Regions from separate parts of the Mus musculus genome. Here region 1 is linked to region 2. Evidence: chromatin contacts called from ENCODE Hi-C or POLR2A ChIA-PET data. All regions are on one chromosome and are shown on one strand. The core of a region is the stretch at or near the end of the contact, and the rest is flanking DNA. Distances in the headings are between cores, read along the strand shown.

What was found. Hi-C counts contacts between places; a loop is a spot of excess contacts on that map. ChIA-PET counts read pairs that join two places held with the same protein, here RNA polymerase II (POLR2A).
Region 1: POLR2A ChIA-PET joins it to region 2 with 10 read pairs in Patski. The contact joins two enhancer-like sites. A Hi-C loop is called at or near these places in 17 of 37 maps with a recorded cell type or tissue (CH12.LX, CH12F3, ES-E14 and 10 more). POLR2A ChIA-PET finds 5 or more read pairs at or near these places in 2 of 5 experiments (Patski and embryonic stem cell).

The regions. Positions count from the first base shown.
Region 1 is chr15:28,179,782-28,183,885 of GRCm38, reverse strand. It overlaps a transcript of Dnah5 not described here. Among named protein-coding and RNA genes, the nearest start is that of Dnah5, 22 kb to the left of the region's middle. Within about 2 kb of position 1,758, at least 1 of the 3 ENCODE cell types and tissues checked has a DNase peak (open chromatin) inside an H3K27ac peak, as active enhancers do; it is left cerebral cortex, where a contact is called at or near this core.
Region 2 is chr15:27,935,652-27,939,309 of GRCm38, reverse strand. All of the region lies in intron 1 of Trio (triple functional domain (PTPRF interacting)), which reads left to right. Among named protein-coding and RNA genes, the nearest start is that of Gm29975, 58 kb to the left of the region's middle. Within about 2 kb of position 1,539, at least 3 of the 3 ENCODE cell types and tissues checked have a DNase peak (open chromatin) inside an H3K27ac peak, as active enhancers do; they include left cerebral cortex, where a contact is called at or near this core.

The DNA of each region.
Region 1 (4,104 bases), core at 509-3,008, 240 kb before region 2:
TCAAGTTCAAATCAGGTACCATTATTTGCAGATGATAGGAATTTTTTATTTTGGGGTTTTCTCTACTATTTTCTTTCATTGAAGTACACTTTCATTGAAGTATAATTCATATTTTAAAACTACACATATTTAATACATGAACTCACACTCACAAAACCACCATATCCAATCAAGGTAGCAAAGATATCTATCGTTTTGTTTTCATTACTCCAAGTGGCAATGACAAATCATGTTCTGATAGCAAAGTTCTCAGGGCTGGGAGGAAGCGTCTTCCACAGAAATATGAGGACCTGTGTTTGGATCCCAGCACCCACCTAAAAGTCAGGCACGGGGTACAGATCTGTAACCTCAGAGCTGAGAGCACAAAGAGAAGTGGGACCTTGGAAGTTGTTTGCCAGCCAGCCTTGAAGAAGAGGAAGGAGGAGGAGGAGGAGGAAGAAGAGGAAGCAGAAGAATAGGAGAACGAAGAGGAAGGAGGGAGGAAAGAAGGAAGGAAGGAAGGAAGGAAGGAAGGGAGGGAGGGAGGGAGGGAGGGAGGGAGGGAGGGAGGGAGGGAGGGAGGGAAGGAGGAAGAAGAAAGAAGGAAGAGAAGGAGAGGAAGATCCTAAAGCCTTCAATGCTTTGAAATGTTAGCAATATTAGAACGGATTTGTGGAGTTTGTAGGTTTATGGATTACCAGGAATCAAATTAAAAACCATTCCCACCAATCTTTAAATGGACAGAGGCAAATCTTCTAGTTTCTTCTATTCCATTACTAAAACAAAGCCTTCTCATGAGCCCTTTCCTTGATCTACTAAGTATCGGACATAATAGGAATCCTCATTCAATTCCAAGTGCTCATGAGCACTCCTTGTCCTCAAGTTTATTTTTTCCACTAATTTATTTATTCACTTTGCATCCCTATTGCAGCTCCCTTCCCTCCCAGTCCACCTCTCACAAGGCCCCTCCCCCCATTCCTGCACCCCCTTCACCTCTGAGAAGAGGGAGGTCCCCCCTGGGTACCAATCCACCCTGGCACCTCAAGTCACTGCAGGACTAGGCACATCCTCTCCTCTCCCATCGAGACCAGACAAGACAGCCCAGTTATCGGACCAGGATCTACAGATGGGCAACAGAGTCAGGGTAAGCCCCTGCTCCCCTTGTCTGGGGACACTCATGAAGACCAAGCTGCACATCTGGCACATATGTGCAGGAGCCTAGGGCCAACCTGGGAATGTTCTTTGGTTGGCGGTCCAGTCTCTGGGATCCCCAAGGGTCCATGTTAGTTGACTCTGTTGGTCTTCCTATGGAGTTCCTATCCCCTTCAGGGCCCTCAGTCCTTCCCCCAACTCTTCCACGAGACTCCCCGAACTCCATCTAATGTTTGGCTGTCTTCAGTTCACATCGATTCCTAGAAATGCTGTAGAATGCAATTCTTTGTCCAAGAAATTGGGCATGAGGGCATTTTCCCTTAAGGTATTGATGAGATTTCAATGATTTCCTATACTTGAAAAAATAATGTTCATAAACTTCACATAAATTATACTGTCCTGTATAAATACATAACTTGATACATAGCATGTATACATCTCATTATATAAAACTTAAAGATAAGGTGTTTTCCAAAGAGTCATAATATCAAAATTCAAATGTATTTTATCAAACTTCAAGTCTGAGCTATGTCACTGGAATATTTCAGACTTCTCCACAAGAGGGCGCTGCTCTCCAAGCTATTGTGTGGCCAAGCCTGCTTAGGTATTTATTTCGAGCATTTCACCTGGTGTCACTCACATTAGCACGTGGACAGGGTGGCTCCTCAGCAGTGACTTTGAGAGTCATAAGTGAACGTAAAATGGCAATAGTTCTAGAGACATCTTAAGAACCACAGCTTCTCATTCTGTGTTCAGTGGGGCAAGGGAGGCTCGGCCCGAGGCTCGCCTATGACGTCACCCAGGCTTTCCAGCGTGAAGGATGTATGACACCCACCGCTCCCCTGTCTATTCCCAGTGTCTGTTACCCCTCTAGCCCTTGTCTTAGTCCCATAAGATGCTATAACTTATCACCGTAGACTCGGTGACTTCCCCCACCCCCTTCCCTTCTCTCTCTTTCTTCAGCTCCGCTCTTTCCGGGCCATAGATTTTTTTTTCTCTCTCTCTCTCATTACAGATGGTTGTGAGCCACCATGTGGTTGCTGGGAATTGAACTCATGAAGAGCAGTCAGTGCTCTTAACCGCTGAGCCATCTCACCAGCCCGACTGGGTGTCTTATAAACAAAAGTCATGCGTCTCATAGTTCTGGAGGCTGGCTAAAAAGCCAAGCTCAAGGTGTTTACCAACTCTGTGTCATAAAGGCACATAAACGGTTCCTTGCTCATAAACGATGCTCTGTCTGAACTCTCATGACTCATCACTAGCCAAAGGCCCCACTCCCTAATACTCTGGGGCCGAGGGTTTTACTCGGATTAATTTGTGGAAGATACAAACATGCAACCTGTAGCACTCTGGCTTCTTCCTAAGAAATGCTGTGCCATGGGGCACTGATCTTATACACATGCATCCCATTAGCTCAGGGGACGCAGAAAGTCTCCTCAGGCCTGGTGGGTAAAAAGCACCATAGAATAGGGGGAGAACTCTAAATAGTTAATTTTTCCCTGGCTCAACAGGGAAAAATGCCTGCTTCATCTTCATGGAGCCTCACTGCTACCTAGCATTGCAGCTGGGCTTCATCTAACAGAGAAGAAAAGCCACAACTTGAAAAAGCATCTGTCTGTAGATCATGAAGCTGACTTGAAGGGCCAGTCTGAGGGCAAAGCCTTCACACTTCTTTCCCATCCCATGCTCAAGGGGATCTCTGTAGCCTTACTGAGAGAGCTGAGGTGCACATGGCCCAGTCTCAGCCCAAAGTCCCTTGTTATTGTTTGGCTTTTGTTGGGCTTTGTTTTGCTTTTTTGTGTATTGCTGGGTGTCTGGGTCCCTGTTCTATTGCTGTAAAGAGACAACATGTCCTTGGCAACTCTTATGAAAGAAAGCATTTAGTTGAGGGCTTGCTTACAGTTTCAGAGGATTCGTCCGTTATATTTATCATGGCAGGCATGGTGCTAGAGAAGTAGCTACATCCTGGTCTGCAGGCAGAGAAAGGGGGGGGGGGGGCTGAGTCTAGCATGGCCTCTCCATGACACACTTCTTCCAGTGAGGCCACACCTCCTAATCCTTCTAATCCTTTCAAAGAGTTCCACTCCCTGGTGACTCAGCATTCAAATATATGATCCCATGGGGGTCATATTATTCAAACTACCAAAATGGGCATTCCCCCAGGGTCTCACATATACTAAACAATTAATCTATCAGTGAGTTTCATCCTTCTTGCATTCATATACAAAGGATCAGAATTCTGAAACCAAAATGTTTGCTTGCTTGCTTGCTTGCTTGCTTGCCTCCCTCCCTCCCTCCTTCCTTGCTTATTTTAAGTTTTAGCTATTACTAGTATTACCTCCAAGAATATCTAAAGGAACTCAGCACATAATTTGTAGCAACATGTCTCAAAAGCCCTGGCTTCTGGCCCTACTCTGCTCATATCTTAAGACTTTTCTAGAAGATGTTGGTATAGGAATCTTACAAACTCGCCCCCTCCTTCCTCCTTCCTGTCTTTGATTCAGTTCTGACCCTTCCTTGCCTCTGTCCTATTGCACTATACTGTCCACTGCAGACTCTCCATGCAGAGTGGAGGGGGGGGTCTTCATAGTTCTCTCACCTGTGTCCCAAGTCAACGGGACTTAACACAGACTGGACTCATGTAAACATAAGCTGGTAGGTACTTGAGGAAGGAAGGTCCCAAGAGTTGGCTTACGTAGGATTTTGAGGGGTTTTCCCCCTTTGTCATATGTTGGGCACTAGAGAAGAATCTGATGCAGTAGCCCTGACCTCAGGGTCAAATAGCTCAGCCCATCACCTGAGGCTTATGACAGAGACTAAAAGATCTGAGCCTGAGGTCAGAAGGTAAACCAGTCTCTGGAGCCAGCCAGCGTGCTGGCATAGAGACAGAGAACTCTAAGTATTAAATTCTGCAGACTTAATCCCCCGCCAGTGGAGGTAGGTACTTAATGCTGAGTGGGTTTTAAAAACCAC
Region 2 (3,658 bases), core at 290-2,789:
GGATGTATTTCAGAAGCATCCGCTGCCAGTTCAAAGTGACATTGAATAGATTAGTAGGGTTAGATGAATTGATTCAAGCCATTCATTACTCAACTGGTTAATTGTGTGTTGACTGTGTAGATTAAATACACACAGGGCCCTGGCAGCGTCCTTGAAGCCAGGGCCTTATGGGGGCAGACAACGGATCCCAGGTCCAGCCTTGTTCTCTGTGCATCGAGCAGGGTCGTTCCTGCCTTCTGGGTCCCTCTCACCTATCCTGAGTTGGGCTCTGTTTTGGAGCAGATGGTCCTCAGTAGAGCTGACGTTTGTTGGCACTGTTGTGGCACAGTGTGCCAGGCACTATGTTCAGGGTTTTAAGGCTTGCCTGTTAGTGCTTAGGGCAAGCCTGCTTAGAGACTCTAAGGAGTTTATTAAGGTGCGGTAGTTCTTGGGTGTGCTTCCAGAGGCTGACTTCCTTAAAATGATGTTCTTTCCTGTGAGTCTGATTCCCCTCCAGGTGCTCTGAGCTGGAGACTGCATAGGTGAAGCACAGGGACCCTGGTGACGGGGATGCAGTTCTCTCTTCAGGTGTTTACAGGCTGGGGTAGACAGCCTTGCAAAACTGCCCTTGTCTGGCTTCAGGCTTCTGCTGTTCTTCCCAAGGCAGGTGCATACACAGGATTCTCACGACAGCTCTGTAAACCAGACCTGGGCATGGAATGGCTGCGGATTATTTCTGGTTCTAGGGCCATCCTGTGATCCTGAGGTGGCTGAGGTGGTTGTTATAAACTTATGCCAGCCAGCTGCTGGGCCTCCTTATTTACTGAGTGAGTACCCAGCACTCACTGGGCTGTCTGTGGAAGAGGGAATCACCAATGGAGTGTGTGTCTGCGGGTTCTGACGTCCTTTATTCTGTTCTGTAAGTTTAATTTGCATTTGTCGAGATCACACTAAATGACCCGTAGGCACAGATCCTGTGCTGCTCTGCTGGACGAGGTTTTGAATGACCGTTAGCGGCAGGTGTGTTTGCTTACAGGATACATTTTGTGAGCAGGCTTCTTGGTAATAACATCATTCTGGGCTGGCGCCTTCCCCCATCCCCACCCCGGCTTTCATTTATTTGTTTGTTTGTTTGTTTGTTTGTTTGTTTATAATTTAATGGAGTCACTGTAAATGAGAACAGAAGTTGCCCTGCGTGGGGATGTGCCCAGCTCTCCTCCCTAACACCAGCTCTTCCGTCTCTGTTGGCAGTGAACGCCACACAGTGTGGGGAACTGAGAGTCTGTGCGCAGTGGGAGGAGAACTGTCCTACCTTCCTCCCAAGACCGCTCCAGTCTCGAAACAGTGCATTAGACAAGACACAGGGAAACGATGAATATGAACCGCTAGAAAAATCCAACCTGCTTGATTATATCGTCTTTGGGGGACATGTTTTTATTTTCGACACGGAAGACAAATAAGGGCGACTTTCCACAGAAGCGCAGCTCTCCGTTGCAGCTCCCTGTGGTGCTTGCAGCACTGAACAGCCCCTCCTGCAGTTCATCCTCGCACAAAGGAGATGATGTAATCCCTTTAGCTCTGGCCACGTGGCCAGCATGCCGTCACTGTCTTCACACAGATACCTCTGTGCTGCCACGGCCCTATTGGTTTCTTGCAGCCGCGCATTTGTAATTAAATTGCTTTTCCTTTGTCAGGCTGCCCTTCACATGGGGTCACAGGAATGTGAACAAGGCTATCCTGCTCGCAAGGAGGGATTGCACTGGTGGAAATCATAACCAGAAAAATGACCAGAGTGTGCAAAGCAGCGGAGTCTCCTTGAGTGGTGATGGGGGCAGGGCAGGAATGTTTGGTTGCCAATAGCAACCACTTGCTTCATTATTAGAAGAGAAAACCTCTGGACTTTCTGCTTCTCTCTTTTCCCTTGCTCTGCTGTGACTGGTTGAGGGAAGGGCCAGCAGAGATGTGTGCTGGAGAGGGGAGGAGACAGATGCTCAAGGGTATTCAGCTGGATGTCCATACAAGCACATCCTTTCCGACACCTGAACCCCCGCCGTGTGCGCTGCCTCTGGCCATGCCCCTCTCCACTGTCGTGACTGCATCCCGTGGCAGTCATAGCCACATGACAGCTGCTGTGAGCTGTGCCACATTCCGCCCAGCTCCGGTGCAAGATGCTTGCATGCATTTTCTCTTTGAATGCTCCAACGATTCTCCGAAATGCATGACTCACCCAGGAAGAAACTGCAGCCAGGAGAGAGGAAATGATTGCTGTGGCCCTTCCAAGCCTAAAGTGATTCCACAGAGGAGTCAAAGAAGGGCTAGAAAGACACTGATCCACACATTCAGGCTTGCCGCCTTCTGCAATAAGTCAGTAGTCTCTGGGTCTGTGAACCCACCACAACTGAGGCTTAGTTGTGCAAACTAGCGCTATATACAAGGGTTTAATTTTCCCAGTGGTATTAGTTTAATGACCAGGTGGTACCATCAGAAGATTTAGGTGGCTGCAAGGTGGGGCTGGTGAAAAAGCTCATTGCAGCTCTCACAAAGGTCCTAGGTTCAGTTCCAAGCACCCACATCAAGTGGCTTACACCACCTGTAATTCCAGTTCCAGGGGATCTGACACCCTCTCCCAGTCTCTGTGGGCCCTGGCACACATGTAGTCTACACGCATACACACAGGCACGCTGTTTTAGTTTGTCTCCTGTTTATGTGATAAAATGCTGACGAAAAGCAACTGTGGGCAGAAATGGTTGATTTGATTTAGCGGTTACCCTCATCAGTTGAGGGGTTCCAGGGAAAGAGCAGAAGCAGAGACCATGGGATACCACTGCCTCCTGCCTCAGTTTTCATGGCTTGCTTAGCTTGTTTCTTAGACATGCCAGGACTGCATGTCCAGGGGTGGCACTGCCCATAATGAACTGGGCACTCCTTCATCAGTAACGAATCAAGAAAAGCCTCATAGACTTGCCTAAAGGTCATTTCTCAGATTTACCCTAGTTTTTGTCAAATTCACACACACACACACACACACACACACACAGACAAAATAAATCTTAAAAGAATGATAGGGCTCCATTGATGTCATGGCGACAGTTTTTGAAGTGCAAACATCTGGATCGCATTAGCAAAGCAGCTTCTAAAACCACAATGAGACAGCCCAGGCTGTTGGCCCAGCGTCTCCAGGGACCTTGCCGATAAGTGAGTGGCATTGGACTAATTTTGGTTAGTACTTATGGGCTGCACACAGAGTGACAGAAATAACTCCTATAAATCAGGAATCAGATCCCCTTGATCCCAGGTCCCCAAAGAGCCCTCCTTGCTGGAGAATTTGGACAGAGGGTGGGGAATAGATGTGGGGAGGAAGGCTTGTAGCACAGTGTGCAGTCTTCCCACCTGGCCCTTGTGCCTCGTCTCCTTCCCAAGGCCGCATGCACATTGGGTATATTGGGCTGCATTGTTTCTTTGAAAAGGTTTCTCTGTGAACTGAAGAGTCTTGTGGGAGGAGGGAGGATGTGGTGACCTTCTGCTTCCTGAGTCCTTGGCTCCGTCCATTAGGTTTTGGTGCTTTACTCAGGCTCACCTCTCTCCTGTCTAGGGATGCTATCTGAGGGGTGAAATTTACCTTCCTGGGAGTGGCTGGGGATGGGGCATTTGGAACAGCTAAAGCTGTACCAGCAGATGG